2 separate regions of the Homo sapiens genome follow, and region 2 is linked to region 1. Evidence: chromatin loops called from intact Hi-C (ENCODE). Cell type or tissue: PC-3. All regions are shown on one strand.

Region 1 (2,500 bases):
GGCAATGCATCCTTGTAGTCCCAGCTACTTGAGAGACTGAGGTAGGAGGATCACTTGAGCCCAGGAGTTTGAAGCTGCAGTAAGCTATGATGGTACCACTACACTCCAGCCTGGGTGACAGAGTGAAACCCTGTCTAAAACAAAAATGAAAACCTGGAGAACCCTAGCCCCCTTTGAGTGTTCTGCACCTTCACATCACATCACATCTGTCCCCTCCATCTCATTTGTCCTCTCCAGGTTTTGTGTGTTGTGTGTTTCTGCTCCTTCCTTTCCCTCCCACCTTAGTTACACAGGTGGGATAAACTAGTGGTTAGAGCAAGGGTCTTCTAATCCTTAACTTGAACAACTTCCTTAACCTTCTGTGACTCAGTCTCCTCATCTGTAAAGTGGGGACATTCTAATACTCCTCTAATACTCCACATCTCGGCATATTTGTCTTTATGGTACAGAAACTGCCCTCGTGGGCCACTGTGGGCTGGGACGGTAAGGATGTTGTCAGTAGCACCACAAGAGAGCAGAGGCCCATCCCCATCATCACTTACTACATAATCCTTCTAGAGTCTACTGTGTCCCTATTCAGAGGAGGGGTCCCCAGTTATGATTACAATGGAATTTTTCAATGACACACAGGATGATAGCTTCCAGTCAGAATTAATTTGGTTTAAAGAAAACGCAGAAGTATTTTTTACACCCCTGATTTTGTTGCCTGAGAGTCATGCCCTGTACCCATCATCATGATGAGCTGGGTTACCACTTTCCAAGGTTGTGGCCATAGATTCCCAACTATCTCCTGGCCCAGCATCAATCTACTCCTGTCCATCTACACACAACTACCAATTATTTTTTAAAAGATCTTTGCACATCCTTCTGCTCAAGACCATCCCATGCCTCCCTCTTGCCGAGTAAAAAAGCCCTTTTCCCAGACACGCTCTGGAGGCCTTTGCTGCCTGGCCCCATCACCTTTGCTATCTCGGCACTCACTGTTACATGCTCCAGCCAAACGGGCTCTTAACTCTCCACCAAACATACCTTGGGCTCTCCCACCTTTGGGCCAAAGCTCAGATTATTCCTGTGACTCACCATCTCTGCCCATCAAACTCCTGCTGTCTACCAAAGCCCAGTGCAAACACTGCCTCTTTCAGAAAGCCTGCCCAGTTATCCCTGCCAGAGCACACGTCCTCCTGCTAAAATTCATGAGGTCATCCTTGACTAAGGACAAATCACAGGTTATTTAGACTTGTAGTGATTTAGGCATATGGCTTATCTACCCAGGCCAATTATAAACTAGTCCTTGGTCCAAAATAGGACCTGGATAAATAAGATTTGAAGGAATGCATGTGTGAGTGCTTTATGTGCACAGGGCAGCCTCTCTGCTGCCAGCAGATGTGCTTTTCATGATAAACCCCATTATCACATTCCTGTGTCAAGGCCCCTACCCTGATCAGGCTGCTTATTTCATGATATTCAAATGTCCTGGAGGGTCAACAGGGAGAAATCATGTGCACAGAGGAAAACACATGAGGCCATTACTGAGCCTGTTTGTGTCTACCTTAACCTCAGCCATTTACTCTGTTTTGGTTCTGATCCTATTTGTCTTCATCCTTCCAGGCTGAAGAGTCCTGACTTTTCAAGCCTGTCCATATGGACTTTTTCTCTCCCTCTTCCTCCCTTACCTCTTTTTAAATTTTAATTATTTTTTCCGGGCCTTTAAATGCCCTCATGATGTATTTCTGAGTCACTCTATCCACACTCTCGTATGGATCCAGTTGCATCTTGGTTCGGACCAAGAGCAGGGCAAGGTTGTTACTTTGATCTCTGAAATGTTTCTTGTCTTTGCTAACATTAAGGCTAAACACTGAGGGCATTTGCTTACAGAACCTTTTCCCAAACTAGAATTTACCCTCATTCCCCTACAGACATCCTACGTGTATATAGCTATTTTTAAACTTTTTACCCACAAAACTCTTGGCAAAAACACAAACTGAGTAGATTCCAAACCCAACTGGCTTGGAGCCACAGGTTTGAAAAGGAGCATTAGAATGGCTTGAATACGCCTGCTTGCTCTGTTTGAAGGTGAGAATTATAGCATTTCAAGATAGGGCCGGGAGTTCAGGTATTTGACCTATTTCTTTGCCTCAGACTGGAAATTGTTTTCATTGTCACTTTCCAATTTTTTCTCAGGATCAGTCTTCTGCACCTCTAAAGCCACATGTATAACATAAACCAACAGATGGGGTCCTCCGGGAGTGGGGCTGGGGCTGTGCACCGAGAATCTCTCTGAGAGTGGGAACCACTCCCTGGAGCTGCAGTTGCAGACTTTGTTATTTGCTTTGCATTTTCACCATATCCGTGCACTCACTGTGCAATTGTTTACTTCTTTTTAAAATCAAATGGAAACCAGCAGACTCCCCGACACTAGGTTTCCTGGGAAGTGCAGTGCAATGGCCAGCATTTGGGAGCCAAAGGCTAACTGAGGAGGAGGGCGGTGGCTGGCCAGGTT
Region 2 (2,500 bases), 500 kb after region 1:
GTTTCATCATGTTGGCCAGGCTGGTCTTGAACTCCTGACCTCAAGTGATCTGTCTGCCTTGGCCTCCCAAAGTTCTGGGATTACGGGCATGAGCCACCGTGCCCAGCTTGTGTTGGCCATTTGTGTATCTTCTTTGGAGAAATGTCTATTCAAGTCTTTAGACCATTTTCAAATCCGGTTATAAGTTACGTCGTTGTTTGTTTGTTTTGCTATTGAGTTGTAGGACTTACAAGAGGTCTTGGAGATGATTTTGTTACATATGAATCCACCCTATTCGTTTTAATGACTACATAATTTACCTTTGCATGGATATGTCAGGGTTTCCTGCTGCTGATCTTTTTTTTTTTTTGGTCAAAAGTTTGCTCTTCAGACAGTATCTCAGGCACATCATAAATAAGATGACAACTTCTGCTGTGACCCTTAGTCCTTGCTCATGACACTTTTCAATCTCTGCCTTGTATCATGGTTATCACTGGACACAGCCACCTCCCCAGCAGGCTTAGAACTCCATGAGTAAGGGACCCTGTCTAATGTGCCGTTTCTCCTTATGGTATTACACACAGTCATAGGCATGGTAGTCGACTAATGGATCTTGGCTGTTTAAACCTTTTTCTCTGTACCCAGTACCTAAGTCCAAACTTGCATTCTTAGCATCCAATGAATGCAACGGCATCCTCTCTGAGCATCAGTGGACATACGTGACTTATCACTAACCCAAGGCAGAGGGCACCTAAGTATTGAACCTACAGACGAGGATCTGAGCAAGAGCCACAACTCCTTTGACAAAGCAGAGAAGTTCCGTGCCCTGCCTGAGTTTCCCCATTAATCAAGCTATAAAACTCAAAGCTGTAGTCGAATTTATTTCTACTCATCTTAAAACATATTGTTTTCTCACCTGAGACAAATGAGACAAAGCAACTCCACATTTTCATGACTCAGAAAGTCTAGTCAGGTTGAACACCATATTCAGCTTAAGCCTGGCCCAACTGAATATTCCTCTGCCTTCAAAGGATAGGAAAAATGTTGTCTGTACAGAGCTATTCTCTTTTAAAATGTCTGTGAAGGCCCTCACCCAGCCAGAGCGAACAAGGCTGCTGAGTCATATCTGAGTCAGCCAGGAGCCTGTACCAATGACTGCAAACTGAGTCTAGACACCTAATCCTTCCATTTTGAGGCCTTGTCTGCCACCACCCTAAAACTCCCTCCTACCAGAAAGCGCTGTGTAACATGTATACAAAATCCAGGTTAAAACAGCAACAAAACTCAAGTGAACTAAAAGCAATTCTGCTTTAAACGTTCCACAAGTTATCTGAGCTTCCTGGAAGCGCCTGAGATGTCTCAGAGTGAAAAGGAGGCAATAGCAGGGAAGAGAGAATCACTGTCCTAGACAAATCAGCCACGGAGCTGGTGACATGAAGCACCAAGAAAAGAGGAAGGAAATCATCTGTGTCCCTCTGAGGCAAAACAGGAGGCCACAAAGCACCCAGAAGGAGAGGCTGGCAGTCTGCTGTGGCCAGGAGAAGGAACTGGAAACAGGTGCATGTGTGTAAAAGTCCCAATCTGCGGAGCCACACAATGAGAAGGCTCACCTTAGGAGCCACTGGGCCCCACTGTGATACAAGCATGGTTACTGAAATTGAACAAAACAAAACTCAACTGGGACCCTTTCTGCAGACAAGCCACCATCTATAGCGGCTGTGTGACCCAGGAGTCATGAGGTGACATCATGGGGACTGATCCCCCCATCAGAGCAGTTCCCACAATGAGCACGGTAAACAGTGCATGGAGGTGTTTTGTTAAGTAGAAATCATTCTGGAGAAATGAGGCGGTATTTCATAAAACCACTGAGGTCTTGGGAAGCTAAATCAACCATTCTCAAGAAGCTAGAAATCCACATTGGCCTGGAAGAGCTGGAGAGTCGAAACCCGTTTTTTATCATGGTGTGTGATGTTGGTGGAGTCAATCACCCATAAGACATAAGTGCTTTCACAGAACCTTCCAGCCACATCAGGAGGCCTGCAGGACTGAAAAATGTTGCCCAGGCACCTGTCCCTCTGTGATCTTTCCCTCTAAAACCCATAACTCCAGTGTAATCATCAGAAAGACATCAGACAAATCCCAACTGTGAAAGCCTATCTCAAAAATAGCCTATCTCAAAAATCCCGAGAGCCTATCTCAAAAAATAATACATAAAATAGAAGTTTTTTTTTTTTTTAATGTTACCCATGGAGATAACTGCTAGACGAAAGTCTGGAGCCAGGTACTAAGGTGGGGCTGAACTGCAACCAGAAGCCTGGGGAAAAAGGTACACCCTGTTTCTCCCCTAGGCCCTTTGGGAGCATCGTGTCCAGTGGACTGGTGAGCCAGCAGTCTGCTCTACAGTAACCAGTACTCCTTTCCCCAAGCTTAAGCCACACATAACCTCTCTGAAAGATCACCTCAGCATGATATTCACCTCTCTATATGGCCAAACACCTGATCTTACCAAGCCAGCGTGTAC

What was found. Hi-C counts contacts between places; a loop is a spot of excess contacts. Peaks named below come from ENCODE experiments on the same cell type or tissue, not always from the same donor. Only the 100,000 strongest peaks of a DNase experiment are listed, where the experiment ranks them.
Region 2: it touches region 1 in a loop (8-fold over the local background); 16 of 110 quality-filtered maps call a loop at or near these places.

What each region holds. Positions count from the first base shown.
Region 1 is chr13:51,290,447-51,292,946 of GRCh38, forward strand. No RefSeq gene overlaps it. Among named protein-coding and RNA genes, the nearest start is that of SERPINE3, 48 kb to the right of the region's middle. In PC-3, no CTCF peak of the experiment used is centred here; a DNase peak (open chromatin) is centred at 1,145; H3K27ac peaks cover 1,120 bases.
Region 2 is chr13:51,792,592-51,795,091 of GRCh38, forward strand. The region is part of intron 2 of DHRS12 (dehydrogenase/reductase 12); the gene reads right to left. Among named protein-coding and RNA genes, the nearest start is that of DHRS12, 10 kb to the right of the region's middle. RefSeq lists an enhancer at 1,197-1,556. In PC-3, no CTCF peak of the experiment used is centred here; a DNase peak (open chromatin) is centred at 1,100; H3K27ac peaks cover 861 bases.